2 separate regions of the Mus musculus genome follow, and region 1 is linked to region 2. A link is a loop called in an ENCODE intact Hi-C map of the cell type or tissue named here. Cell type or tissue: gastrocnemius. All regions are shown on one strand. Each heading gives the region's core, and the rest is flanking DNA. Links, peaks and the distances in the headings are about the cores only.

Evidence for each region. A loop is a pair of places that touch in the nucleus more often than their neighbours do. Peaks named below come from ENCODE experiments on the same cell type or tissue, not always from the same donor. Only the 100,000 strongest peaks of a DNase experiment are listed, where the experiment ranks them.
Region 1: it touches region 2 in a loop (7-fold over the local background); 33 of 42 quality-filtered maps call a loop at or near these places.

The regions. Positions count from the first base shown.
Region 1 is chr6:35,559,202-35,575,044 of GRCm38, reverse strand. No RefSeq gene overlaps it. Among named protein-coding and RNA genes, the nearest start is that of Mtpn, 27 kb to the right of the region's middle. In gastrocnemius, for the core only: a CTCF peak has its summit at 7,071 (motif pointing right); no DNase peak of the experiment used is centred there.
Region 2 is chr6:35,373,137-35,388,979 of GRCm38, reverse strand. No RefSeq gene overlaps it. Among named protein-coding and RNA genes, the nearest start is that of Gm38789, 32 kb to the left of the region's middle. In gastrocnemius, for the core only: CTCF peaks have their summits at 7,837 (motif pointing left) and 8,902 (motif pointing left); DNase peaks (open chromatin) are centred at 7,330, 7,748, 8,046, 8,928 and 1 more place; H3K4me3 peaks cover 948 bases; H3K27ac peaks cover 776 bases.

The sequences.
Region 1 (15,843 bases), core at 2,629-10,628, 190 kb before region 2:
AAAATCCATCAATGTAATCCATTATATAAACAAACTCAAAGACAAAAACCACATGATCATCTCGTTAGATGCAGAAAAAGCATTTGACAAGATCCAACACCCATTCATGATAAAAGTTCTGGAAAGATCAGGAATTCAAGGCCAATACCTAAACATGATAAAAGCAATCTACAGCAAACCAGTAGCCAACATCAAAGTAAATGGAGAGAAGCTGGAAGCAATCCCACTAAAATCAGGGACTAGACAAGGCTGCCCACTTTCTCCCTACCTTTTCAACATAGTACTTGAAGTATTAGCCAGAGCAATTCGACAACAAAAGGAGATCAAGGGGATACAAATTGGAAAAGAGGAAGTCAAAATATCACTTTTTGCAGATGATATGATAGTATATATAAGTGACCCTAAAAATTCCAACAGAGAACTCCTAAACCTGATAAACAGCTTCGGTGAAGTAGCTGGATATAAAATTAACTCAAACAAGTCAATGGCCTTTCTCTACACAAAGAATAAACAGGCTGAGAAAGAAATTAGGGAAACAACACCCTTCTCAATAGCCACAAATAATATAAAATATCTCGGCGTGACTCTAACGAAGGAAGTGAAAGATCTGTATGATAAAAACTTCAAGTCCCTGAAGAAAGAAATTAAAGAAGATCTCAGAAGATGGAAAGATCTCCCATGCTCATGGATTGGCAGGACCAACATTGTAAAAATGGCTATCTTGCCAAAAGCAATCTACAGATTCAATGCAATCCCCATTAAAATTCCAACTCAATTCTTCAACGAACTAGAAGGAGCAATTTGCAAATTCATCTGGAATAACAAAAAACCGAGGATAGCAAAAACTCTTCTCAAGGATAAAAGAACCTCTGGTGGAATCACCATGCCTGACCTAAAGCTTTACTACAGAGCAATTGTGATAAAAACTGCATGGTACTGGTATAGAGACAGACAAGTGGACCAATGGAATAGAATTGAAGACCCAGAAATGAACCCACACACCTATGGTCACTTGATCTTCGACAAGGGAGCCAAAACCATCCAGTGGAAGAAAGACAGCATTTTCAACAATTGGTGCTGGCACAACTGGTTGTTATCATGTAGAAGAATGCGAATCGATCCATACTTATCTCCTTGTACTAAGGTCAAATCTAAGTGGATCAAGGAACTTCACATAAAACCAGAGACACTGAAACTTATAGAGGAGAAAGTGGGGAAAAGCCTTGAAGATATGGGCACAGGGGAAAAATTCCTGAACAGAACAGCAATGGCTTGTGCTGTAAGATCGAGAATTGACAAATGGGACCTAATGAAACTCCAAAGTTTCTGCAAGGCAAAAGACACTGTCTATAAGACAAAAAGACCACCAACAGACTGGGAAAGGATCTTTACCTATCCTAAATCAGATAGGGGACTAATATCCAACATATATAAAGAACTCAAGAAGGTGGACCTCAGAAAATCAAATAACCCCCTTAAAAAATGGGGCTCAGAACTGAACAAAGAATTCTCACCTGAGGAATACCGAATGGCAGAGAAGCACCTGAAAAAATGTTCAACATCCTTAATCATCAGGGAAATGCAAATCAAAACAACCCTGAGATTCCACCTCACACCAGTCAGAATGGCTAAGATCAAAAATTCAGGTGACAGCAGATGCTGGCGAGGATGTGGAGAAAGAGGAACACTCCTCCATTGTTGGTGGGATTGCAGGCTTGTACAACCACTCTGGAAATCAGTCTGGCGGTTCCTCAGAAAATTGGACATAGTACTACCGGAGGATCCAGCAATACCTCTCCTGGGCATATATCCAGAAGAAGCCCCAACTGGTAAGAAGGACACATGCTCCACTATGTTCATAGCAGCCTTATTTATAATAGCCAGAAACTGGAAAGAACCCAGATGCCCCTCAACAGAGGAATGGATACAGAAAATGTGGTACATCTACACAATGGAGTACTACTCAGCTATTAAAAAGAATGAATTTATGAAATTCCTAGCCAAATGGATGGACCTGGAGAGCATCATCCTGAGTGAGGTAACACAATCACAAAGGAACTCACACAATATGTACTCACTGATAAGTGGATACTAGCCCAAAACCTAGGATACCCACGATATAAGATACAATTTCCTAAACACATGAAACTCAAGAAAAATGAAGACTGAAGTGTGGACACTATGCCCCTCCTTAGAAGTGGGAACAAAACACCCATGGAAGGAGTTACAGAAACAAAGTAAGGAGCTGAGATGAAAGGATGGACCATGTAGAGACTGCCATATCCAGGGATCCACCCCATAATCAGCTTCCAAATGCTGACACCATTGCATACACTAGCAAGATTTTACTGAAAGGACCCAGATGTAGCTGTCTCTTGTGAGACTATGCCGGGGCCTAGCAAACACAGAAGTGGATGCTCACAGTCAGCTAATGGATGGATCACAGGGCTCCCAATGGAGGAGCTAGAGAAAGTACCCAAGGAGCTAAAGGGATCTTCAACCCTATAGGTGGAACAACATTATGAACTAACCAGTACCCCTGAGCTCTTGACTCTAGCTGCATATGTATCAAAAGATGGCCTAGTCGGCCATCACTGGAAAGAGAGGCCCATTGGACACGCAGACTTTGTGTGCCCCGGTACAGGGGAACGCCAGGGCCAAAGGGGGGGAGTGGGTGGGTAGGGGAGTGGGGGTGGGTGGGTAAGGGGGTCTTTTGGTATAGCATTGGAAATGTAAATGAGCTAAATACCTAATAAAAAATGGAAAAAAAAAAATAAAAAAAAAAATAAAAGTGGTCTGGTAAAGTGTTTGCCATGCAGGCATGTAGAACTGAGTTTGGATCTCTGGCACCCACACAGAAAACACAAATAAAGAGAAATTAAAAGTCATTATAGAAGAATGACCCAGCTTGCTTTCTGATGCTGTGATAAACACCAAGACCAAAATGAACTTGAAGAAGCAGTTTGTTTGCCTTAGACATCCAACCACAGTCAATCTTTGGGGAAAGTCAGGGCAGAATCCCACGCAGGAGCCACAGAGTACTGCTCCTTGGCGTGCTCTCCAGGGCTTGCTCAGCCTGTGTGCACAACAAGCACGGAGAACATTCAACTTCATAAAAATATTAGGGTGAAATCTGTGCAATTATCATTTTATAGATCAGAATAGTAAAATATTCACAATTCCATGTTTTAACCTGTTGGAAATGTTAGATTAAATCAAGATATCCAAAACTATAACCAACTATAATTAATTAGAACATAAGTCAAATGGCAAAACGAGTGTTCTTTCCAAAGACCATAATTTTTACTAGATTCACTCTTAAGAATTTCCTGGGAATCCTAACCAATACTGTAAGTAATCAAAATGATATTCATTGAATCCTACTGCTGGGAATCTGTTATACACATTATCTCACTGCATGCCTCCAGAAGTCCCATGAAATAAGTAATATTAATACCTCCAGACTGCAAAGGAAACTCTCATGTTCAGAGAGGTCAAGTAGCATCCACACCATTACAGAATCCAAACCGTACCCAGACACCGACTCTTCCCTACTATAATAAGAAATAAGTAAACAACTATTGGGGATTCGAAGATAAAATTGTGTAAAATGTTACATTTGAAAAACAAATAAAACAACCATACTCAGCTGGCAGGAATAAAGAAATCAACCAAAAATATTCTAAAATAATATTCAGTAAGTGATTGCCACAATAATCTATCAAAGTCAATGGCATTCCTTTGTACACAAGTCATACAGATAGATACCAGTCACACGCACACAAATACACACACACACACACACACATATACACACATCTATACTCCCAAATGTGCAAGGGAGGGGGGAATGGAAGGAAAAAGATCTTTGCTTCAAGAAGGTTCTGTTCAATTTTAGTTTAATCTTTCTGTTCATAACCATTTAGTAAATGCACAGGTGCTATATTTTAAGATCACTTCCTAAATAAGTGTACGCATATACTTATGATAACAGAAAGATAATTTTGATATCTAGGACTCTTAACTGAAAATTAGCAGTTGCATGTCAGCTGAGATCCATGAAAGAATACCTTAAATAATTCTTTCATAAAATCTTATTCTTAAATAATAAGCCTAAAGATATTAGTTTCATTTAAATCAATCTACAGAATAATTAAGAGTAAAAAATAATTTTTTAAATTTTTTATTAGATATTTTCTTCATTTACATTTCAAATGATATCCCAAAAGTCCCCTATACCCTCCCCCTGCCCTGCTCCCCTACCTATACTCCCACTTCTTGGCCCTGGTGTTCCCCTGTACTGGGGCATATAAAGTTTGCAAGACCGAGGGGCCTCTGTTCCCAAAGATGGCCAACTAGGCCATCTTCTGCAACATATGCAGCTAGAGACATGAGCTCTGGGGGTACTGCTTAGTTCATATTGTTGTTCCACCTATAGGGTTGCAGATCCCTTCAGCTTCTTGGGTACTTTCTCTAGCTCCTCCATTGTGGGCTCTGTGTTCCATCCTATAGATGACTATGAGCATCCACTTCCGTACTTGCCAGGCACTGGCATAGCGTCACAGGAGACAGCTATATCAGGGTCCTTTCTGCAAAATCTTCTGGCATAAGCAATAGTGTCTGCGTTTGGTGGCTGATTATGGGATGGACCCCTGGGTGGGGCAGTCTATGGATGGTCCATCCTTTCATCTTAGCTCCAAACTTTGTCTCTGTAACTCCTTCCATGGGTATTTTATTCCCTATTCTAGGGAGGAATAAAGTATCCATGCGTTGGTCTTCCTTCTTCTTGATTTTCTTGTGTTTTGGAAATTTTTTCTTGGATATTCTAGGTTTCTGGGCTAATATCCACTTATCAGTGAGTGCATATCAACTGACTTCTTTTGTGATTGGGTTACCTCACTCAGGATAATATCCTACAGATACATCCATTTGCCTAAAAATTTCATAAATAATTAAGAGTAAAAAATAACTTTTAAAAAAGGCTTGTTGAATCTTGTAAAGTGATAAGTTTTTCCTGAAGATAGCTCAGAAGTTACGTTCACTTAAATCCCTGTAGTGTGTAGTCTTTTTGATTCTACTTACATCATCCTAAATTAGAATAACTTCTCAGAAGTTTCCTCCAAGATTCTTCCTTATCTCTGTTTTCTTATTGGCATCACCATTGCAAGTCACACAATTATCTCAAAATGATTAAGTCCAAGATAAAACTCAGCATTCTCTCTTCCTACTTATAACTTCATATGATTTCTCTTCACCAGTGGCAACACCAAGCACCCAATTGCTTAAGCCAAAAGCTTACTCTTCCCTTTCCATCATCCTGTATCCCATGCATTGATTAGCACTTTTGGTTGTGCCTCTAAAATAATTCTTCACTTTGCTCTTTTCCATACTAGAATAAGCCACCATCAGCTCCAGCACAGACCACTTTAGTAGTCTCCAAGTTCATTTCTGTACCACCCACTACTCGCATTCCTGTCCTTTGTACCTAGACCAAAATGTCATTTTAAAGCACTAATCATATCTTGTTTCTTCTTTATCCATATCAAAGGCCTTAATCACATCAACTAAGTTCCTCTTGTAAAGGAAAGTGGTCCCAAAGACTAGGAGATTTACATCTTAGAAACGTTGTGGGAAGTAGGGTGTGTCCATATACCACAATGACAAAGAAAAAAAGAATAAAAAACAGAGAGAAGGATGAGCCAAGGGCCAGGGGTTCTAGTGTGCTTCATCTGACATTGAAGTTATTACAGTTCACCAGAACATTGAGTCCCAGTGTTGGGTGTATACTGGGGAGCTTTTAAGCAGCCTAACACCTACCCTATACCCCAAACCAGGTTCATATGAGAATTTCTGAAATGGGGCACAAAAGAGTTTGATTTGGGTCCTGGGATTAAATCCAGAGCCTCCCACATGCCAGACAAGTGCTCTATAACTAAGCTGCACTCTAAAGTCAAAGGTTGTTTCAATGATTCATAGGAAATTCCATGCTTGAAAGCCTCTAGACTATCCCTTGATGATGGCTGAAGACCTCTTCCTCTTATTATTTTTAAATGGGAAGTGATCCTCCTTTGTGAAGGGATCTGGAGCTTTTCTGACCAGCTGACTCCTACTTCCAGATACTTTCCTGCCTTACAACACTTCCTCCACTCAATCTCTCCAGAATCTTGCTTCCTCAATCAGTCCCCAAGCACTGAGAACTAGTGCATCATCTGAAAGAGCTCACAGTCTTCTGGGAGACATGAGCTGCTGCTGAATCCTCTTCTGTCATCATCCCTAAGCATGGCTCTCCCATCTCCTTGGCTCAGTATCTCTCTCCTTGAGCAGCTCATGTAATCCCAAGACTTGGGAAGCTAAGGGAAAGATATCTCTATGGGATCAAGGGCAGCCTGGCATTTGAGTAAACTTTGTCTAGAAAGAAGGAAGATAGAGAAGAAAGAAAGAGAAGGAGAGAGGGGGGAGGGAAGGAGGGAGGGATAAGGAAGGAAGATAATTTTGAGGAATTAAGGGTTAATTCTATGCTGAGTATGTATGTGCTAGAGTGAGTGAAAGGTGATGACGTTTTTCATCATAGTAGCCCTAATTATAAAAACTAACATTCTATCCTGATTTTGTAATAGTACCAAGTAATTGTTATGAACGACTTAGTTATGTATCAAAAAGATGATTATTCTCCTACGTGAATGTATATATATTAAATACATATCAGTAAATGTATCAAATTGATTTGTAAATTGCATTTGACTGGGATGCTTATATTAGTCATATAACATATCATAAATTGGTGTTAAAATATGGTCACATCTACTAACATCTTAAAGAATTAATAAAGAGTATTATTTAGTTAAACATATCTATAATAATTATATGAATCCAAATATCATTAAGAATTTTTTATCTAAGAGGGTTGAACCCATTGCTTGTCTTTAATACATCCAACTACTGACAAACTGAGTCCTCTATCTGGTAATTCATAACAGAATCTTAATCATACCTGACCAATAAGGTATTGCCATAGTCTAGTTAACTGAAATATTTGCAAGATGCAGTACATTGCTATTGTACACATAAGATCCAATTTTTTCCAGCAGGGGGCTCTCTCACCATTAGAAGTACAGATAGGAAAAGTTTGAAATTTTATAGCTCACAATTCATTTGCTCTAACAAAAATATTACTGAGTTCAGCTAACTGCTAAACTCTTTTATGTTCTGGAGATACAATACAAAGGCCTTTGTCCTCATGGAAATGAGTTCTTATGATATCAGAGTTTTGGCTACCTACACCACAAATAATCATTGTTTTCAAAGTAAAAGCTGTGATTACGAGTACATCCATTTGGGGAGAGGGTGATTTGGATTGCTGGGAAAGTAAATACTTTGGAAATAGCTTCTAGTCCGCATTACATTTGGCCCTGTGCTCTGTGCTCCGAGGAATGTGTTGATTCATGAAACTAGAAGTGAAAATGTTTCAGCTCCTTCAGTGCCTTCTCCTGAGAGCTAGCCAATATTGGATTCTGAAAAGAAGCTGATCTAGAGGTTGAAGATTCCTGAGCTGACAATTTTGGGATTCTACAACTAGGGTCTACAATTCTAAGAGATGTGTGAAGTTCAAACAGTGTGTAAGCTGCAGCGACTACAAATACCATCTAGTGAAGTCATGGTACAATGAGAATTTCCAGAAAAATTGAAATTTTCAGGTTGTATTATTTTTTTCTTCCAAAGGAAAATTGACACCCTGTGACTTACAAATTGGATCCATCTTACAATGTAGATTATCTACTTTCATAAACTTTAAAAAGTTAGCGAGAAGATTGGTACTGTTTAATAAGCTACTAAAATATTATCTTCTGGATAGAATCGAGAGGTCAACAATGGTGATAAAAGTTCCAGTCTTTCTCTTTCATCCTTCAGAGTAGGTACCATTCAAATGTAAGGGGTGTGTATGTATTATAGATCTAGCACTCAAGAGCTCATTTTACAGACTAGATGCTTGGAGTCCAGGAAGAATCTACAGTTTGTCCACATCACACACAGTGAGTACACAGATATTTTCTCAGGCTCAGTTCTTAAAGATATGAAAACTAAAGCATCTTGGAATTTAAATTGAATCTTCAGAAGTCACCATCCAAACTTCTGCCCAAAGTGAAAGCCACTGCAGTAGTACCTTTGAAGGAACATCATCCAAGCAGCAGCAGAGAGAGCTACCCTTTACCCTGCAAGGTGCCTGCTCCTTCCATGGAATGTTCTAATCATTATAAATGTCTCCTATGGGGCCTATAGAGAGATCATTTCTCACTGCTTCCAGTTTTATCATCTGAGGCTCTAGATGGGTCGTTAACAATTCAAGTTCTCAACTTGTCACCCATCCTCCAAATGTTACACGTGGTTTCTCTTGGCATCGCCCACTGAATTCCACTCCAACCTTAAATTTATGCCAAAAGTGGAATTCTTACAGATGAGTCTGGCAAGCATGGAGTAGAGTAGAATGGAGTACAGAGCTCCAACATCAAGTCTATCCATGTCTCTCCCTCTCTTTTTCTCTCCCCCTCCAATTAGTGACTTTTGTTTCTTTGGTTTGGTTTGTTTGATTGATTGATTGATTGACTGACTGATTGATTGATTGATATGTTTGTTGTCTGAGACAAAGTTTACTCTGTAACCCCAGCTGAACTGGATTCAATTCACTATGTATGTTACTATGTCTCAGGATATGGCAATCCTCCTGCCTCAGCCTCCTAAGTTCTAGGATTACAGTACTGAACTGCTACATCTGCTTCCATTTCTCAAAAAGCAAATCTTACCCATGGATGAGAAAGAGTATTATTCTACACCTGAATAATCTGAAGAAAAGCTGCCGCACATGCTGTTTCAATCTGGGTAAAGACTTTTCAGCATGCCTACTTCCATAAACTAGACTATAAACTGGACTGAGAAGGTGGCTCAGCAGGTAAAAAGCAGTAGCCATGTAAGCCTGATGACCTGGGTTCAATCCTAGGACTGAAGTTGAATGTGAGGACACACATTACCCTCAGCACTCCTAGAGTGAGATGGGAGCTGGATACAAGGCAGTCAGTCACCTAGAAGTTCACAGGCCAGCTAGAATGTAGGCGGTGCGGCAGCAGAAACAAAGAGACCAAAGCTAACAGGGTGCAATGGGAAAACTGACTCCGAAAAGTCCTCTGACCTCCACACAGATACTGCGGCATGAGTGCAGACACACACACACACACATGCACACACATACACACACACACACACACACACACACACACACACACATACACAAAGGACCTCCCCATGGGTACTATGGCATGAGTGTAGACACACCCACACACAGATACACAACATACACAGACACACAGACACAGATACACACTAAAAACTTTTTAGCTTTTTTAAAGAATGCAAACCTAAGAAGGTAAAGAAAACTCATTTGTTTATATTATAGCAACAGAAGTCAACTCATTAGTTTCAAATGTCAACATCTCCCAAAGGGGAAACTGGGCTCAAGTTAATTGGGTTCAAGTAGATCAATACATACTAAGCAGTTTGGGGCTTTCTTGGAGATTAATCATTACCAGAAGGGAAATATACTTCAAGGTTGAAAGATATAACTAAAAAGGATCTTCAGATTCAAATAATAAACATACCAAGAAAACAACCAAGGACTTCTCAGTACGAATCACTTTGATTAGACATTTATGTAAATAGATGTTTTTTAAAGGCCCACTGCAGTAATTTCCAAACAATGTTCAGTTCTTAAAACTGATTTTAGCTAATTAAGCATCCTCAATCAGGATGACTAGATAGGATTGTGTCCTTTAAGATACCCTAAGCTGCTCAGTCATCACTCAAAATAGCCCTGGGTTAAAAGCCACAACGTCACCACTGGCAGATGTTCAGAATTAAACCCTAGCCCCCAGCAACACACATTTGCTGGTCTTCTGTATCTTCTCAGCAGAAACCAGCTGGATACTCCACTACTGTCAGAGCATCAGAGGAGGACCTCAGTCAGAGTCAAACATTTAGTATCTTTCAGAAGATTTTTGTCAACACTCATGCCAGTTTCACCCCAGCCATATTCAGTGTGATGAGCTTTTTCTTAATACAAAAGCCATTACGATCGTTCATTCATTCTTCATTCACTTTCTCTGAAGGCGTGGGACACTAAGGTAGTTGCCGCTCCCATCCTCCAAACCTTTTCCAAGGGGTAGCTGATTCTCCTCCACTCTGCCGATGAGGGAACTGGGTTCTGAAGGGGATTCACTTGCTCAAGGCCACTTAGCCAGGTGATGACAACTGAAACTTGAACCCAGGTCTGCCTTCAGTGTTTAGATGAGGTACCTATTCAGAGAGAGAGAGAACATTAATCACAGAAAGAGGGCATATCTACAATGGAAGGGAGGAAGAACACCCAGGCTGGAAGCGACTCTTCTTCTTTAAATTTTAAGTTAGCATCAATCTGGACGCATGCATTTGATTTCTTGGCTATAAGAAAGAAAATGGAATTAAATTGTGTGTGTGTGTGTGTCTGTGTGTGTTAAAAAGTGGATCTAGTTGCAGATAAAATACCATGCAATATGATTGATAATCTTATCTCAATAATGGTCAGTTCGACAATTTCCTTGGACCCCAATCAAACATGGATACCTAGTTTCTAAATACTTTGGGTGGTTTGAATGAGAATGGCCACCACCGACTCATTTACTTGAATACTTGGTCCCCAGTGGTTAAACCGGCCTGAAAAGGATTAGGAGGTGTGGCCTTGTGGCAGCTAGTATGCCACCAGTATCAGGCTTTTAGGTTTCAAAAGATTCATGCAGTTCCCAGTTCCTTCTCTCTCTCTCTCTCTCTCTCTCTCTCTCTCTCTCTGTCCCTCCCTCCTGGTTGTGTCTCAAGATCTGAGCTTACAGCAACTGCTCCAGCACCATACCTGCCTGCCTGCTGTACTCCTCCCCACCATGGTGGTCATAAACCCTAACCCTCAGAAACTGTAAGCCCCAATTAAATGTTTTCATTTATAAATTGTTTTGGTTCTGATGTCTTATCACAACAATAGAAAAGTAACTAAGACACTTATTTTCAAAAATCCTAAAATCTTGTTACACTCAGTGTTGAGATTCAAATCCATTATCTTCCCTGCACGGAGATAGCATTATGTTCAGGCTGATAAGTCAAAAAATTGGATCCTATATTAGTTTCACTGGTTATAGCACTGTGGAGGTTATCTCTGGAACTCCACTTTATCAATGCCAAAATAAAAGTAAGAATAATGTTAGTAACTTATGAAGTTGTGTTAAGTATCACATAAGAACAAAATATGTTTTCAAAGTCTTTGCAAAAATGCTATCCTTCCTACTCTATATGCTTTTGTGATAAGTGGAAGAGCTTGATAATCCATCTCTTTTTGGCTAAGCAATAATCGGATGTAAACAGAGTAAAGGAATTTTCAAGTGTAAATTTTTATGGTTTGGCAGACATACACCTGTAACTGCTTAAACTATATTGCTCCCATCGTTTTATTTTATTTGTTCTAACAAGTACAGCAAACAAGGACTTTTGCTAAGACTACTTTCTGATTAACCTCGCTAGCATAAAGCACTCAATTTTTATAGTGAATGTGGAGCAGGTAATAAGCATGGGTATATGTAATTGCTTCTTAAGAAATATTTGTTTTCAGTTTAGGCTCTGGAATAATGTGGAGAGCTAAATTATGTTATTTTAAATGGTCTTAGTCAGGTAAGTGTCTCAGGATCAGTAATAGATTAGGCAATAGAAGCATAGCTATAGAAAAAGAAAAATGAATTTTTAGAATCATTGGACCTTAAATGCTATCATTTTTCTATAAACCACAGTGAGGACAAAGAGTATCACTGAGATGCGATTATCACTCAGAATTGCATTCTATATTATCTGCAATTAGATCTACTTTGTTATCATACTATTTTTAATATAGGATTTAATTCCATTTTCTTTTTTTATACCCAAGAAATAAAATGCATGTATCCAAACTGATGCTAACTTAAAATTTAAATTCTTTTACCCATGTGCCTTTTTATCTTTATATATTTTTTAAAATGTCATGTTTAAGAAATACTGTTTGCCAGGCGTGGTGGTGCACGCCTTTAATCCCAGCACTTGGGAGGCAGAGGCAGGCAAATTTCTGAGTTCGAGGCCAGCCTGGTCTCCAAAGTGAGTTCCAGGATAGCCAGGGCTACACAGAGAAACCCTGTCTCAGAAAACTCAAAAAAAGAAAAAAGAAAAGAAAGAAGAGAAGAGAAGAGAAGAGAAGAGAAGAGAAGAGAAGAGAAGAGAAGAGAAAAGAAAAGAAAAGAAAAGAAAAGAAAAGAAAAGAAAAGAAAAGAAAAGAAATACTGTTTAAGTATACATTTGAGGGCTCTCTCTATATCTATGATCCACGTATGTGGGTGTCACGCCCCATCTTTTTTCCTTTATTCTGGTGCTGAACTATAATTTTGAAATTTCCTTAACTCCGCAATATGTTTTTCTCTGCTGTGTTTTCCTCTCATCTGTCCAATTCTATCCTGGCTGCATCCCAGTTGTTTGCCTTGTACATTCTATAGATCAAATCAATCTCTTCACTCAAAAAAAGCCAGGCAGAAAAGAATATCGGCCATCTTCATCCTCAAAAGAAAAATCTGGCTATGAAAAAAGACTTAGTATGTTCCTTGTCTAAAAGCAGAGATGCCAGGAGCACATAAGCAAACATCTATATTATGTTCATTTATTCATCCATTCATCTCCATTCCTGACTCTGCCCTCACTAGCTTTGTAACCTTCAGTGACTTCTAAATCTGATATATATATATACACACACACATATATGTGTGTGTGTGTGTGTGTGTGTGTGTGTGTGTGTATACACACATATATATAATTAAATATAAATTAAATATATATAGGATCATTGTAAGAAGTTGTTGAAGTAACATGTATGAAGTGTTTTTTAAATGTCTGGCACATACAACATGCTCGGTATGTTTCTTGTTTATAATGGCTGCTGTTGTTGGTTTATTTGTCATTATACATTTACTGGTCTCTGCTAGTGTTATGAAGGCAGGCATTATAAAACAGCACTGAGCAAAGCAACACAGAAAGTCCTCATGGGACCTGCAGAATCTACGTGAAACAGATCATTTCACTGATCTATGAAGAGAGAAGTGTGTACAAATATGATATAAATACCTAAAAGATGGCTATCCTCATTTAAAAAAATCTTGGTGACCAGCAGGAAATCCTTACAAGATCTGGATTATCAACACTTCCTCATGGAGTGTGAAGGAAGGCTCACAGGATTCACAGGTTCATGAGAATTCCCCACAAATACATCATGAGGCCCTTCTGCTCCATGAGACTTCAATTGCAACTGTATAAGAGGCAATCAATTTTGTGGAGTAAGACTTACTAGTGATGTAGTACCCATGAGTCACTCAGTGGGCTCTGGAGTGGCCTGTGCATTAAGCTGGACTTGAGTGGATTTTTTTTTTCTTTTCATCTCTCAGGGCCCTCTATCTGAGATGTCTAGATATCATCTAAGCTCCTAATCCTGGATCCTTTCCAACTTTACTCCTGAATGACTCCATTCCAGATGCATTGTCTTCAAACATATCACAATAGTTCCTCACCTTCCATCTTCATGCATCTAGTACCCTCAGCTGAACACGCCCATCCCTAGGCCTTCATACATCAGGTATTTGCTCTTCTCCTTTGATCTAATTCTAAAATACTTCTCTATTAGAGAAGTCTTCCCTAGCTTCTCAATTTAAAGAAACCTCTTCTGTTATTTGGAGTTTCTGTTGCTATGATCAAACACCATGACCAAAAGCAACTTGGGGAATAAATGGTTTTTTTCATCTTATGCTGCTAGATAGCATCTATTAATGGGGGAAGTCAAAACAAGAACTCAAGCAGGGCAGGAATCTGCAGGCAGAAACTAATGCAGATGCCCTAGAGAGATGCTGTTCATTGGCTTGTTCCATCGGGACTTGCTCAACATGTTTTCTTATGGCACCCAAGACCATCAACCCAGGAGTAGTACCGTCCACAGTAAGCTGGGCCCTCCCACATCAATCATCAATAAAATACACCATGGGCTCGCCCATAGACCAAAATGATGGAGACATCTTCTCAATATAGGTTCACTCCTCCAAAATTATTCTAACTTGTGTCAAGGTGACCTAAAACTATCCAGCATAGTTTTTCCACCACTCTCAGCAGTAGCCCTGCCCAATAGGACTTCCTGTGATAACAGGAATGTACCAGAGTCAGCCCTGTTCTACACAGTGGCCATAAGCCAAACCAGAGATCTCAAAATATAGAAATGTTTGCTGAAATATTAAAATTTTATCTTAGTTTATTCTGATTGATTTTTTATTTTAAGTATGTGTACATGGTAGCTGAACAGCTCAGTCTCATCACATGTTCAGTCTTCCCAGAAAAAAAAATTACTACTTGAAGTTATCATGTTCTCTTCTAGCCTAAGTCCCATAGAGATAAGGACCTGTTCTGCCTAGGAAAAATGGAACACACATTGAAAGAATTACATAGATTATCCGTTTTTTCATAATAAACTACAACAAACTCAGAAACTTAAAGCAACAAGATGGTTATCTTGCAGTTTCTGTGACTCAGGAATCCTTGGCATACATAGCTTACTAGGTGTCATTTTAGTATGTCTTGCAAGTCTGTAAAGTGTTGGGTAGATCTGAGGTTTCATTGGATAGCTGGACTGAGGAAGGACCTATTCCACCTCACATGGTTGGTGACAGACTTCAGATCTTCAACAGATGTCCCAGTGAGGCCCTCTATTCCTGCATGGCTCGAGTTGTCTTCAGCTCTTTGCTACTCCAGCATGGCAGCCTGTTTCATGACAGCTTACTTTGTCAGCATGTGCAAGAAAGGAAGGAAGTGGCTTATTAACAGGATAGAGATTACAGTCTCGTGGAAACCAATTATGGCAGTGCATCTCATCACTTTGGCTGCATTGCACTGATTCCTAACAAGTCACTGGGCCAGTTCCATCTTAAATGCAAGAACTACTCAAAGGCAAGACTACCTGGAGGCTATGTTGATGAGGAGAGGGTCCATTTTAGGAATCTGCTTAGCACAGGCTATTCCAAAGTGCATGTGTTGAATGAATATATGAATGGATTAATAAAGGAATAGCCTAGTCTATCCTGCATGAGCAGTGGTGCTCACGTAGCACTTTATCCTTTTAATTCATTCAGAATAGATAAGACAGAGAATCTTTCCCAATGCAATCTCAAGACTGGGTAAGGGGAGGGAGCAGGGTAGGGAGATCTTTACTTGACAACTGTTAGGTGAACGGTCCCTGGTGTCAACATTGTTAGTATTACTACTGCTATAGATGAATTAATGTTTAAAACAAATTTTCTGATTCTGTTACAGCTAAAGTAAGTTACAGTTAATGTAACTTTGCCAAACATGATCATATCCCTCTGGGTTCTTAGAAGCAACACAACCTAACTCCAGGTAACTTAAGAACAAACAAACAAGCATACAAATAAATTGAAATGAAATGTATGTTTAACAGGGAGGTCTCAGAACTCTTGATGAGCATGGACTTAGAGGTTTTTTTTTTTTTAAAAGTCTAAGTATTAAGAATTCATTAAGTTCCTGAAGAGTTCTCTCAGAGTTACATCCATCATTATATTCCTTTCCTAGGTCTACATGGCAATTATAGAACTAGGATAAAAGAATGATCAAAATATGATTTCCTTCACCAGAAAACCACCATAACACCATTTCTCCTGCAATCCTCCCTCCTTTGCGTCACCTACAGGCTCTTTCATGCTTTACATAGTA
Region 2 (15,843 bases), core at 4,271-12,270:
ATCAGCCATGGTCTGTTTGGCTTGTAACAAATAGTGATAAAGCAAGTCTCCAGCAGGCCAGCTTGCCCTCAAAACTTGGGTTTTAGCTAAACCTACCCTGGCAGGTACTGTGATCTCATTCTGAAACAGTTAGCTGGCCTGGCCTCACCTGAAGGGAAACTCAGCTGTAGGTATGTGTCAGGAAGACTGTGTGACACTTGAGAACTCACTGACAATGTGACCAGGGTTAGATTACTGCCTTTTTGAGCTGCTCTGGTCAGATTTCCAGATGTAAGAGAGGCCATGCAGGGACAAGACTCCTCTGCACGGACAGTGTTCCACTTTGAACTATCATGCTGCCCTGCAAGGGAAACGAGGGTGTGCTCGTGTGTGTGTGTGTGTGTGTGTGTGTGTGTGTGTGTGTGTGTGTGTGTGTATGTGTGTGTGTGTGTGTGTGTGTTTGGGTTGATTACTTTATCCTTATTTAGCTTAAGATAAAACTCTTCAACTTTATAATTATCACTTGGACATCTGTGTGTTGAACCATGAGATGCAAAAGTGCTGTATTAGGTTTTTGCAAAAAAAAAAAAAAAAATTACCCAAGAGATAGATGGTTTAGTAGATTGGCTTACATTATTGGAGGTTGGGTAGTCCCACAGTGACTTTCTCCACACTGGCAAGGCAGATACCCAGTGGGTACTCAGTTAAAGAAGCTAGAAGCCACGTATCAACGGGGATTAGTGAAGTAGTCCTAGTCCAAAGCTGAAGGCCCAGAAACTGCCTGGGAATTTCCTGGAGAGTTGCTAGATGGTTCATGTTAAACAGGTAGACACAGGAGTCTGAAGTCAGGCTGAGATCCACAGGCAATGGCAGCTTTGGTAGACCACTTATTTGGGAAGAATGGAGTTTCCGTGTGCTGCCTGCATTTCATCTTCTCTTTCAGTCCATCTGGGCCCCAGGGTACTGACTGGTGCTACCCATGTCCAGAACTGGTCTCAGTTTGGATCTCATGTCAATGCTCTCTGGAAATGTCCTCAAAGACACACCAGAGATGCACTTTACTAATTTCTTAGGCATCTCTCGATCTAATCAGAGTAGCAATTAAGATTAACCATCCCAGGATATGTAGAACATCTTTGTAGGTATCTAGACCATCCGTGGATATATAGAATACTTGTGTGTGCGTGCGTGTCTGGGTGTGAATGTGTGTGTGTGTGTGTGTGTGTGTGTGTGTGTGTGTGTGTGTGTGTGTGTGGTGTGTGGTGTGTGTGTGTGTGTGTGTGTGTGTGTGTGTGTGTGTGTGTGTGTGTGTGGTGTGTGTGTGTGGTGTGTGTGTGTGTGTGTGTGTGTGTGTGTGTGGTGTGTGTGTGTGTGTGTGTGTGTGTGTGTGTGTGTGTCTACACTATTAGAACCCACATCCCCATTAGAGAATTCTGCACCTGAATGGCAATCTTCACCTTCTCCTAATCCCTCTCTAACCTATTGAACCAACCCCAAATTTTTCATACTTCTCAAATAAAGGCAACCATTTCTGTTTAGTCAGTGTTTATTGACCTACATATTCTGGGTGCTGCAATATACCAAAGATGTATAATAAATTAATTAGCAGGAGAAGATTGGAAGACAGTTTCTGGTGTCAATAATATGTATATAATCCAAGAATCTTCCTGTCCAGCTGGGTTTTCTCAAATTAGGATAATAAATAGTGAGTCCTCTTTTTAAAGAAAAAAATTCAGAAACCTTCAGGGTAACTCAAAATGTTTTAATCCTGTCACCTATACATGTATAAGTATAAACCCTGATTAAATTTCTTTTTAGCTTACAAATAAATGCCAGGAAAAATCTGTACAAGACACACTAAGAAGAAACCTTTTGATAAACTAATAATATTCAAATTAACAATACCAGCTTAATGATGGTGTTTTCCTGAAACCAAATTAGTAGTGTTGGGTTCACTACTAGAAAGCACCTCAGGTCTGGCTCTGTCTTTAATAAGCTTTGAAGTTTGTCTTTTGTGGTACTAATTCAGAAAAGGCCTATTTACAGAAGAGAGCTGCTCAAAATTACTCTATGATGGATTTAAGGTTTTGTCTTCTAATCAGACCTCAGACTTAACCAAAACTTACAAGCATGAAATTCGCAAATGCTTGCTCAGAGCTGTATCTTCTGATAACACTGGAGGGCCCCTTCAATTGAAGATAAGCTTAGCATTGTGACACTCTCAAATTTTGTTCCAAATTTCATCTTGCCACTGCTTATATTAAGAAAAGAAATTTTTTTTTGCAAATGTATTACTATAGTTAGAGAGGGAAAGGAAGGGAAAGGAAGAGGGAGTCAGTGGGTGGAAGATAGAGGATTCTCACTATGTGTCCTAAGCTGCTTCAAACTCCAGATCTTTCTGCCTTGGCCTCCTGGGTGCTGAGATTACAAATATCCCCCAACCAAACCTAGATACTACACTTACCTTAATAAACTTTAAGTTGTGGGATTCCGTTGGGGGGAAAAAAAAAACAGTGTATCTGCTTTTATTCAAACCCACAGTGAAGTCCAGCATCCTGTACTGCTAGACACTATCAGACAGCAAGGTTAAAAGCCTCACTCATATCAATCGCTTTGATTTCCTCAGGCTTTCACTTAGACCAAAGGGGATCGGGTGCCCAAGTATAAATCCAATCACAAGAACATTATGACGTTTAAAAATTGGCTATATAGATTAGCTTAGATTCATAGTTTTAGTTTTTTCACTAGAACAAAACCAAAGCTAAAAAAATAATCATACAGGGTGACCAGAGAGATGGCTCAGGGGTTAGGAGGACTGGATGCTCTCCTGGAGGACCTGGGTTCAATTCCCAGCAAGCATGTGGCAGCTCACAATCGTTTGTAACTCCAGTCCCAAGAGATCTGATGCCCTCGTCTGGCCCCTACAGGTACTAGGCATCAAAGTGGGACACATACATAAAGATAAAATATCTATACATATAAAATTTTTCATTAAAATGACAGTAATTATAATAAAAAATTATACTATTATAAGGAAAGCCATAGAGATAACATTCAGACAGTCCATCTATCCATCTCCCTTGGTTCTTTCATGGCAGCCTATCCGGGGCTCTGCTCACAGAAATTAGATTAGTGAGCTAAATAAATACTTAGTAGCCAATGGGGAAGGGATAAAGCAGGAACATAAAGGAACAAGACTTCACTAGCCTCCAGATGAAAAGCAGCTCCGCCATGATTGCCTCCACATGGGCACCAACGGCCTGGAAGGCCTTCTCCTGTCTCTCCTCATCACTTCTTCTTTCGTCAGACTTCCGGATGTGGAATCTCCACCTTCCTGTACCAAACCCTGTAAACCAGAAGCAACCTTAATGCCCTCCCCCTTTTTCTCATTACCTCATTTTCCAAGTCCAAATCACTTGAGTGGTAGAGGGTCTGAGGATTTTAGGTGACTGTTGCTATGGCTTGAATACACATATATACACATATACACGTACACATATATCCATGTATATATACATACATATACACATATACATCCCCTTGAACACTCATATAGAAACAGAATTCCCACTACAGTAGTATTGAGAGGTGGAGCCTTAAGGAGGTTGCTAGGCCATGACAGCCCTGCCTTTATGAATGTGTAACCGCTTTATAAGATGACTAAGCAAACAAGTCAGCACTTTCCACTTCTTCCATCATGGGAGACATAGCATTCAGCCTGTCACACCACAGGATGTGGAGCAGAGAACCCTCAGGAGACCCAAAACCTTGGCATTTCTAGCCTCCAGAACCATGATAAGGTTCTCTTCTTTATAAATTACCAAGTATGTGATGTTTGGTTAGAGCAGTAGAAGCCAATAATGACAGTCATTATATGAACATCAAACTCCACAGAAAAATCCAATAGAACAGCCGGGAAATGTTGGGCTGTGGGGGTCAGGCTGTCCTTGTGGTCTCTTCTTTGCATGAGTTAGAGGCCTTATAATTCTTATCAGACTTACTTCCATGGGCCTGTTTGTACACATGGATACACACATGAAAAGATGTTCTTAAATATAATTGTTTATTCTATGAAGAAGACATTTCTTTTTTAAGATTTATTTATTTATTTTATGTATGTGAGTACACTGTAGCTGTACAGATGGTTGTGAGCCTTCACGAGGTTGTTGGGAATTGAATTTTTAGGACCTGTGCTCGCTCTAGTCGTTCCTGCTCTCTTTGGTCGGCCCTGCTCGCTCAGTCCCTGCTCCCTCCTTCCTAAAGATTTATTTTTTTATTGTACATAAGTACACTGTAGCTGTCTTCAGACACGCCAGAAGAAGGCATCAGATCTCATTATGGGTGGTCGAGAGTCACCATGTGGTTGCTGGGATTTGAACTCAGGACCTTTGGAAAAGCAGTCAGTGCTCTTACCCGCTGAGCCATCTAGCAAGCTCTGAAGGAAACATTTCTGACTTGCAACTTCCAAGGTACCATCTTCATATCCAGGTTTGGGGCAGGGGTGTGTGTGTGTGTGTGTGTGTGTGTGTGTGTGTGTAGAATCACATTATTATACAGACTAGTACTTGCTTCCTTTCCTCGGTCCCCTCTGGCCTTAGAGAGTAGGAAAGAAGAGAGCACACTCTTTAGTGACTGCTCCTGTAGCTCTGAGCTGACCACTCCACAAGATTGTCTAGATTCCCCACCCTTGGCTTTCCCCCATGGAAACTGACACTGGAGCATGAGAACACTGTGACCCATGTCACGTCTGATTATGACTAGTCTCAGTTCTAAAACAGGCAAGCTTAGCATGTTCTAGAGTTACCAACAAGGCTAAGATGAGGGCTAAGTAGGAACTGGGCAGATGAGTAGACTCTGCTAGTGTAGGTGGGGTGGCTGGCAAGGGACCTGTTCCCAGCTGGAAGGGGCCAGTGCTTGGAATACACCCAAGTGTGTGAACAGGCTGAAGCGCTAGGGCAGTGGTTCTCAACCTGTGGGTCACAGCCCCCTTGGGGATTGCATATCAGATATTTATGTTATTATTCATAACAATAGCAAAATTACAGTTATGAAGTAGGAACAAAATAATGTTATGGCTGAGAGGTCAGCACGAGATGAGGAGCTGCATTACAGGGCCACAGCTTTAGAACGGTTGAGAACCACTGCTCTAGGGAGTAGCAGAAGACGGACTGGACAACCAGGACAGGACAGAGCATAGCCAATAAAACATCAGACTGAGTTTAAGCTCAGCCCCAAAGGCCATGCAGAGCTACCATATCCTTGAGCAAGGGACAGAAAGTTTAGGAAGGAGCTAGTGTTTGAAGGAAATAAGTTTAGCTGTGCCTGGCAGGATGGAGTGGGCTGGATACAAGGAACGCTTTCATATCATCAATATTGGTGCAATAATCAAGCCACCATAGCCCTGGATGGTAAACTTGAGTTTCACATAGACAGATGTGCCATGCATGATAGCCCCCAAATCTAGAATTGTGCCTCCCATACAGTAGTTGCTCACTGTGTTAACTAAATAAAGCTTAGTTAGTAATGGAGCCATCGAGGCTCACAGTGTCCCTTCCCCTATTCTTAGAGATCTTTCTCCACCACACATACTACACAGCCATGATTTCCTGCTTGCTTTTACACTAAAATGAGTCATCAAACCCTCTCAATACTATCGCAGTCCTCTCCCACTAGCCAGGACAGGAAGAGGAGGGAGGGGGCCGACTTGATGCCATCCAGAGTCTCAACAGTAAGACTGGCCTTTATGGTGTTCCAATCCAATGCCATAGGCCAGAAATAATGACCAGCATTTGGAATCCCAGCTCTACACTAGGCCAAGACAGAAGGATTGGGAGCCCAAGGCCGTCCTAGATACCATGACAAGACCCCCTTCCTCAAAACAAAGAGCAATCTCAATGCCAGCTTCAGCACGTATGGTCACAGTGTTGCTACCCAACAGCCACCGCAGCACTACGGGGTCCTTCAACTGTAAACAGTTACTTTTGTTCATGAGCTGAAGGATGGGTTGCTCCACGCTGCTGATCTGAGCAGCCCCACTCCTGTTTCTAGTCATCACTGTGTCCTTGCAAAGTCACCTCTATGCTGATCCGGTTTGGTGACCACACCAGACTCTGGGTCACCGAGTCAGGGTAGACTGGGACAGAGCATTACAGGGCAAAAGGTGAGATTTACAGAAGCCATTCCTGGGCCACTGATGGTGTCAGTCTTCTACAGACACTGAAAGGGAAAAGGCTATAAGAGACTGAAATGCCAAAAGCAGATCAAGATCGTGAATTGAGAAGGGGAACTTCATGGTAGAATTAGGAAAGGGTTGGTAGAACTGGTCATCAGAGAAGGCAGCCTTTCGCAGAAGGATGTATGTGTTACTAGTGGACCTAGTGACTTATTCTCAAAGTGCCCATGCCTGAAAACACTTGGACAGAGAATGGCTGAAAGCCTCCCTGTTTTCTTCTTCACTGTCAACAACCACAAATACTTTATTTCCCATGCCATTTTCCTTCGGCATTCAAACACAATCTGATCACCTTGTATAAACACACACTTGACCTTATGTGCCTCTCCAGATACCGACATTCTCTATTTTATTTAGAGAATGCAAACAAAAAAGAAAAACAAAAAAAGGGAGGAAAAGATATTGGTGTCCTGACATGGTTGTTTCCTTCAAAGCAGTTCGGGGCCATGACCGTCTGGGGAGGATGTTGGCCTTGCCACAGTTTGTGAGGCTAAAAGATGAAGCCACTGTGCAATATGCTACTCTTGATTCAGGTGTGGAATAAAAAACAATCCCAGCAGCTCGCAGCCTGCTCAGAACTGAGCAGGAAGAACAGCACTGCTTCAACCGAAAACCCCATAGCCCACTTTCCAATCCTCGTACCTATAAAAGCAGGGTACAAAGAGCATAGCTGAGGGGCTCAGGGAGGGCTCCCGGCTTCCTGGGGAGGGGACTGGATCTGTAGCGTTGGGTGCCGCAGAGGAAATGTCCAGGAACCCAGGCCATTGGCGTCTGAGGAAAATGGAAGCCCCTAAGCAAAGGTATGCGGCCTGGGAAGACTGTCAAAGCAGGGCTGAATATGTATGAGCAGAAGAGGAAACTGAGGCACCACCAGTAGCAGCTGAACCAGTAGGTAACCATGGAAGTGCAAGCTACAGGGCCATCAGCCAACCCAGCCTAGGTTGGGTGCTGGTATGGGGCGGCGCTTAAGGGAGGGAAAGTTAGTGTGTGTGACCAAAGTGGTTTGAAAGAGAAAGCTTGTGTTTGGGCCAAGACCCACTCCAGAAAATGCCAATGACCTAAAGTGGGTAGACAGGCGCTCAAATCTGTACCAAGCTGCCAGGGTGGCAAGCTTCCTCTTTACAGCCCTTAGAATTCACAGGGTTTTACTGTCAGTGTGGATCAGTGGTGTGTAGATGATGTGGAAAGTGTCCCAAGCAGGAGGGACAAGGCAGTCCAAGAACTCAGCATCTATAAAGGAGTCTCAGCCATCTCCTATGTCTTCCATCTGGACCATGAAGAGCGATTTGGTCACATCCTAGAGCTTCAGGGTCAATCTTAATATCCCCCCAACACCCTTAGTCTCCAAACACAAGACTCCCGGCTGAGCTGGGTGTATTTCTACTCCCTTCCCCTCCCCTACACTGGCAATAATTAATGCTGACACAAATGGCCACAGAAGACACATTCCTAAGGCTGTGGACCACTGATTTTGACCTTAATGTTGCTCTTCTCAAGCTAACTGCCCAAATGCAATGGATTAGAGCAGGCAAACAGAAGCCAGCCCTCAGGCAGCTGGCTCAACGTTTAGTACCTCTCCCCTTTCGCAAGTTTCCTTTCTCCTGGGAAGAGAGTGCCATCTAGTGGGCAATTAGTGAACTTACATATGCCACTCCACTTTTTTCCGTTCTTCCTTTCTTTTTTAAGTTATTTTATTTATTTATATTCCAGTCGTTGACCTCCTCCCCCACCCCCCCGTCCCTCCGACCCACCATTCCTCATCCTATTCCTCCTCCCACTTGCCTCCCAGAGGGTGCTCCCAACCTCCAGCAGGCCTCCCCCTTCCCTGGGTCCTCAAGTCTCTTGGAGGAGTAAGTGCATCTTCTCCCACTGAGGCCAGACCAGGCAGACCTCCGCTGTATATGTGCCAGGGGCCTCAGACCTGGCTGTGTATGCTCCTGGTTGGTGGCTCCGTCTCTGGGAGCTCCCTGGGTTCTGTGTTAGTCGAGTCTGCTGGTCTTCCTATGAGGTCGCCCTCCCTTTCAGATTCTTCAATCTTTCCTTTAATTCAACCTTAATTCAGTCCAATGGTTGGGTGTAATTATCTGCCTCTGTCTCGATCAGCTGCTGGTAGAGCCTCTCAGAAGACAGGTATGCCAGGCATATGCAAAGACCTGATTTCATCCTTGAAGCGACTCTGTAACCATCTACTACCAGTAGTTAAGAGCACTGGCTGCTCTTCCAGAGGACCTGGGCACAATTCCTCAGCACCCTCATGACTCTATACAACTATCTAGAACTCCAGTTCCAGGGGATCTGTAGGCACCAGGCATGTATGTGGTGTACAGAAATACATTCAGGCAAAATAACCATACACACACACACACACACACACACAAATAATAAGTAATAGTAGTAGTAATAATAATAGGAATAATAATAACAGCAACAATAATATTTTTTTAATTAAAGAAAGGGGAACTGGGTGGAATTGTTTTCTTTCCGCTGTGTGTGGTATAATAAATGTGCTTCCATCCACCCAGAAATGCAACTCCTTGCCCATTGCAAGGACAGCATGTGGGCCCTGCCTGAGGAGGGAAGGAGGGAGTTCCTAAGCTGAGAGAGTCAGCAAGCTGGAACACTCAAGGCTGAGAAAGACAAGTTAAGGGTTTTGACAGATAGGAGGCACTGTTCTGCTAGAGACTGAAGAGGGTGACCCAAGGGCGCCACCTGCTGCCGGCAACCAGCGCGAGGCCCCTCCCGCTTTCACTATGGGTCGCTCTGGTTCCCTTGTTTGCTTTGCTCTGATTCGATGTTCAAAGGCAGTGGGGGGTTGTTGATGTTTTGGATGAAGAATGGGCCTTCTGAGAAACAGAATTCTTCCAGCCTAGACTGTAAGGGATCGCGAACAGGGAAGCAACGTTCGGGGTATGCCCCCTTAGCAAGAAACCATGTGAATTTTTTTTTTCTTTTTCTGGTTTTCTTTGTGACTGTGCTGGAGCTCCAACCCAGAGCTTTGTGCTCTTGCACTCAACCACCGAGCCACACTCCCAGCTCCTTGCTTTTTAAGACAGAGCCTCATTATGTAGCTGAAGACGGGAGACAGAGGCAGGGGGTGGCAGGTTACAGAACCTAACAGCTGGCTAGACCATGTCATGTTAATCAATCTCAGCCTGACAAAGGCAATGTATTTTCTTTGGAGTCATCTAGGTGAGAGGAGGCAGATAGCTCAGAGACCCCAATCCTTTCTCTGTCTACTGTCCCTGAGAGGCAATGAAGACTAAAGCTTGCAAAACAGTCTGCCTTGAGTATAGTTCTGCATGCGTATGCCAAACCTCGGGCCAGATGTGCTAGCTCCTGGCTGGTCATCATCACCTTTTCAAAGATAGGTACGTTTTTAGCCAGCCTACTTATAGCAGTGCTAATTGTGGGCCACAAGCTTTCCAATATAGTAGCAGGCAGGGTGAGTAATGGGATTTTGATCTTAAGAAGGCTAAGTTTCCACATCTAAGTAGCTGTGGTATGCTGGAACAAAGAACTTATTTTTGCCTTCCAAGGTAAGCCAGAGCCAAGAAAGCAGACTGCTGGGGGCTATGCAAGTTGACACATGCTCCTTAGCCCAGAAGCTAGAAAGGGCAGAGCGGTCATTCGGGGAGGTGAGTGTTGACCCTGCCACCTATCCTCACTTCATTAGGCTGGGATGAGTCTCTCACCAGAGTCTCTACTGCTCTCAGAGATACTGGGGCTGTTGACATTGGCCCGAAACCACCCACAGACTCCTCGGCCTTGCGACTTTCCTTTCTACAAATGCCAGGATTCCCTGTGTTTGCTGAGTTTTCTGTTTCTTGTCCAAAAGCTTGGGTGTCTGTGTGCTAAATACACACATATGCCGGATTCTCTCTGGGGCCAAATGTTTGGATGACACAACACTGGGAAAGAACATCCACACGGTTGAGTTTTTCCCTTAGATAGCTATTTGGCGCTGGGTAAAGATGGTTACTTTTTAATAATAAACCCTCTAAGAATGGCCAGGCTGGCTAGTGGCAGGATGGTGCTACACAGAAACTACTTCCTATTTCTCAAGCTGGTGAACATTGTCACAGGTTCTGTTCTGAGGTTCTTCATTCCAGAGAGTCACAGGAGGTAGAGCCCTATGGCCAGCGTAAGAATGCAGCTGCAGGGCTGAGGTCAGCTCAGGTTGACCTGATGCCACCAAAGGAGAAGGAGATCAAAGGAAGAGTAAACTGTAAAGAGCATTTAAAGCGAAGCCAGGGAGACCCAGATCCTACTGCCCAAAGTACAGCCAACGCAGTTAAAGATCAAGGAATAATCACTCAAAGATGCTAAGAAGGATAGATTCCAAGATGGTTCCTGTGACTGGGGCTAAAGTGCTGGGCCTTGGCCACAGCAGACCCACTACAGTGCTGGTCAGAAGACCCAGCTGTAGAAAGGACCCCCATGTCAGCCCTGGGTCTTCTGGGTCTCTATAAGAACAGCTTTCTTGGGGGACTCTGTCCCAGACCCCAACAACTGCCAAGATGAACTGCAATCAGCTCTGTCTCCATTTAACATGAACGAATATGTTCCTCAGTATCATCTAAGTCAGTGCTCCAAGTCCCAACCCCTTGAATGAAGAGGGAAATAAAAAATAAATTAGCATGACACTGGTTGGGAGGAGGAGGGACTTAGCACAAGTGAAAGGGGGTGAGACAGGAAAGGGGACAGTGACTATGTGGGAAGCACATGTATGAAAATGCCATGAACCTTTGGGATAGCATTGAAAATGTAAATGAGTAAAATACCTAATAAAAAATAAAATAGTTCGACAAAAAAAAAAAAAGAAAAAGAAAATGCCATGAATATGTGGGAAGTCATTATGCACATGTATGAAAATGCCATGAAGAAGCCATGGGTTGGTTGGTTTGCTTGCTTGCTTCCTTGGTAAATATAAATATAAATATAATATTTTTGATGTATGTATGTATGTATTATGTATGTAATGTTCTGCTTGCATGTATGCCTGTGCACCATGTGTGTGTAGTGCCCAGTGAGGCCGAAAGAGGGCACTGTATCCCATGGAACTGGACTATAAACATCTGTGAACTATCATGTTATCATATGGGTAGTGGGAATCAAACCTAGGTGCTCGAGAAGAACACGTGCTCTTAACTACTGAGGAATTCCTCCATGAAGCTCACTGTCTTTTTATATATAATTAACATATGCTAACTAAACATTTAAATTAATAAATTGGTGCCCCAGAGAATAACCCCTACTAAGCTGCCGAGCCTGGAGGAGGTAAAGACGGAAATGTAGTCCAGTGTGGAAACAGTACAGCAAACACTTCGCATTATAGTCCTTAGGTTCAGGGTTCAAATCCCAGTTTCTACAACGTAATCAATGTTTGGGCACAAGAAACTGGCCTACTCTGAGAAACGTGCTGAGCTTCCAAAATGGTTCATTACTGAGTGAAAAGAATGTCCTATGAATGATGGCAAGCCTAGTGACATCACTGGCTTCAGGGGAACATCGTGTTCTCAAAAGACAGGACAGCAGCTCCTCTCTGGCCTTGGGGAGTGCTGTGACATATCATATGCTTTGCAAATGGTAAGACACTCCGGTGTCAGGCATGGTGTTGTCTGTATTTCTAAAACACTGAGAGGGAAACTCCAAAAGGAGTTTTTATTGAGCACCAGGAAAGTACAGTGTTTATGTTGTTCGAGTTGCTGTGAATTTCCAACGTTCTGGCTGAGTTTGCTTGAGGAGCCACATTGCTGGGTGCTTTAGGAGAAACTAGCCATGGTCTCTGCTCCTTGGAGAAGCTTCTAATCTTGGCTGGAAGAGAAGCCGGGTGCTTACTGTTGCATGTGAAGAGTGTGTTTGGGTGGAAATCAATATAAGAATACCCGAGTATGTATGGAGAAAGGGGTCTTTGCATCTGAACGAGAGACCGGAACTTCATGGTGGAGGAGAAGGGAACAAGTGGTGGAGGAGAAAGGCAGATACTGATGGTGGCCCCGCCCACCACCGAGCTCCACCTCCCTCCTCTCCCACTTCCTAACACTCCCTCTCCCAGGCTCCTGTGCAGCAGCAAGGGTCTGGCTGCAGTGTTATTCCTGCCATCTAAGAGAAAGCCTACTGGGGCCTCTAAATGGTTTTTATTGGGTGAAAGGGATGCTCCCTCGTGGTGATGCCTTCCAGCTTCTTCCTAGCGTGAGCACGGGCATGCAGGCTCTCTTTCCTACCCTCCAATATGGCGTGTGCTACTCCAACAGACTTTTTGCAACTGCAATGATCCAGCATGTCAAGATGCTGGGAAAGCACCACAGACACAGCCAAGCCGCTGCAGCAGCAGAGTCTGCCTTGAGGCTTCTCCTCACGGGGACAAGTGGGTACTTTTCAGGTCTCCGTCACTACTGGTTCAGGCTGAGGTCCCCAGCTGTTGAGAGCAGAACGAGAGCAGAGGCACAGAGGTGAGGAAACCCGGTGTTCTTTCAAGGAAACACAAATAAACCCTGATATGCTATAGCACTGAATAATAATAAATATTTTTTTAAAAAACAAGAGGGAGAATAGAAAATGCTGGAAATGCGAGCTGGGCCTTGGGTTGTGTGGTAATTTTACCCTGGACAAGTTGAGAGGACATCAAGCTTTTGTGAGGGGGAGTTTCATAAGAACAGTGCTCCAGCCCAAAATGCAGAGAATAGGTGACAGTTGTGGCCCAGCCCTAGAATATCACTTATGCTACCCCCTCTAAGGCTTAGGGAACATTCCAAAAGAGAGAATGGGAAGTATGCAGAAGGCAGATGATCGGGTGAAAGGCTGTACATTTTTCTCTAGACCTGATACAACCATTACAATCCCTAGCTCCTGTCAACTCTGGTCCCCTGCATTGGGCCCACAGAGGACTGGCCCTACTGACAAGGGTGTTATTCACTCCCCTTTACAGCCTGGAAGACTAAGGACTAGTGCAGCGCTCTCTCTCTCTCTCTCTCTCTCTCTCTCTCTCTCTCTCTCTCTCTCTTACATCTACATTACTCTTAACTGGCAGGGCTGAAAATGAATTTCAACCCCAAAATGTGTAGTCTCGTTTATTGGCTGCGCTGCACCTCAATACATTCATCTGCTGAAGTCCTGATCCCACACTCACTCCAGAGCCTCTGAAGAGGTCTGCATTTAAAGGTAAGGACTTCAAAGAGTCAATAAAGGTTAACTGAGGGCCCATGGGTGAGCGCTGGTCCAATGTGACTGATATCTTTACATAAAGAGATTAAAACATAGATGCACGCAGAGAACGCTTCGTGAGGTGAGAGAGGTGATAGGAGTTGCCCTGCCCATGCCTAGATCTCAGGCTTCCAGCCCCTGGAATGATGAGGCAATATATTTCTACTGTTTAAGCTACACAGTCTGTAGTTTACTGTGACAGCCACAGTAGAAAACTAGAACAGTATCTTAATTGTCTTCCCCAGCCCAGTCCTCTTCTTCCCACCTCCCAAGTGAGAAAGGCTGAAGACCTGTGGGAAGGAGGCACAGCTCAGAATTCTCTGCGCCTCCAGACTGGGCCCAGAGCATCAGGAAGGATCCAGTCCACTCAAAAGTCTGCAAGCCCCCCCCCCCAAGTTAAACATAACAATCAATATGTATGTTTACTTATACATAACTTGGCAACTGAATCCTTATGTAGACAAATTAACTTGAAGCCAGTGTTTAGAAGGTTGGAGAGATGGCTCAGCAGATTAAGAAGTACTTGCTGAACAAACGTGAAGATCTGAGTTCAAATCCCCTGCCATGTCAAAAGTCATATATGTTGTGTGCACCTGTAATCCCAGCACTCAAGAGAGAGAGGCAGGCAGATATCTGTGAATACAAGGCTAGCCTGGTCTACATATCAAGTTCCTGGGCAGCCATAAAGACCCTATAATCAAAAATTAAGTAAACAAATAAATAGGTGGTCCAGGCATAGTGGAGCTTGCCTAAATCCGAGAACTCAGTAGGCAGAGGCAGGTGGTTGTCTGTGTGCTCAAGGACAGCCAAGGCTATATAATGAGACTCTGGCTCAAAAAATAAAATAAAATAAAATAAAATAAAATATAAAAGAAAGGAAGCGAATTGCACTGAATGGGAGCAGAGATTTTCCCTGTCATTATCCCTAGACAATACAATATAATAATTGCTACAGAGCATTTCCACCGAGGCATGACAACCAATCCGGAAATCAATCCAGCATACAGGAGGGTTACACAGAGCATACGCAACAGTTGTGCCGTTTTACACAAGGCTGTGGGAAGCCTTGGGTGCTGGAACCTGCAGGGGTCCTGGCTCCTCCCCACCTCGGGTACTGGGGGGCAACCTCGTGAGCTTCTCTGATCCCCTCTTCCAGGCGCATCTCGCTTTTTATATCAGTTACCAGTTACTGTCAACACAGAACTGCATCAGAGAGGCAGGAAGAAAATGCCATTCTAAGAAAGACTCGCGCTGACGCCAGCGAGGTGAGAAGCGGGGCAAAGCCAGCTAGCTATGAGGTGATGAAAAACACCCATGCTCTGCCCAAGATGACACAGTGTGGTTTCTGCATCAGCACCCCACAAAGCTAACAAGAAGCTCAACTAATTCACTGAGACAATGCGCATAGACATGCGTGGTACACCCCAAGGGTGTGGTTGGTAACTCTTATATCCAACATGACAGAATTTAGAACCACCTTGGATGCATATCTCTGGGCATGTCTGTGAGAGAGTTTCTAGACTGGATTAATTGAGATGAGACTACCTCCCATAAATGCAGATGACACCACTCTATGGGTTGGGGTCCTGCTATAAGAGCAAACACACTGAACATCGCTGCTGCTTCCTGCTTCCTGACCGTGGATACATGTGGTCAGCTGCCCCACATGGCTGCTGCTGTGTCGTCTTCACCACGGTGGTCTATGTCCCCTTAAAGCTAAATTGCCCCCTCCTTTCCTTAAATTGCATTTGTGGGGTATTTTGTCACAAGAAGAAGAAAAGCAATAAACAAAGGGTGTCAGCTTCAAGGTAGCGATGACACATCAGTATCTAAGTAACTAAGATGAGGCCTGGGACCATGAGGAGACCATAGGACTTCTCTTGTTCCCCACAGACTATCATTCAGAGAGGGTACAATCTCAGCCATGTCCATTACTAATGTCAATCTCCAGACATCAGAAAACTGTGGTGTGATATTCTGCCCCATGCTCCAGAAAACCACAAGGACACACATACACACACAATCTGTAATCTGCAGCTATGTTGAAGGCTACAGGCTGGACACACCTGCAAGAATGATGTCAGTCAGACAGACAGACAGACAGACAGACAGACAGACAGGCAGGATGTAAGCAAATCACGGTAGTTGCTAACACTCCATGTAAGATTAGCCTCCTGCGTTTACAGCTAACTATACAGGCATGTCAGGTGTAAACAGGACCCAGAGCATCACTGAGACCAGGTGGTCCTAACCAGTAAGTGGCTGCATCCAGACCTCCTAGGAATTTCCTAAAGCTTTGGGTCCCCAAGCCTGGGCCCCAGAGATTCCAGTTCAGAAAATGTCATAATGAAGCCTACTACTTCGTATGTTAAATAAAAATATTATTTTTTAAAAGATAGTGGGTTCAGACATGTGGAGTTCTAATATTG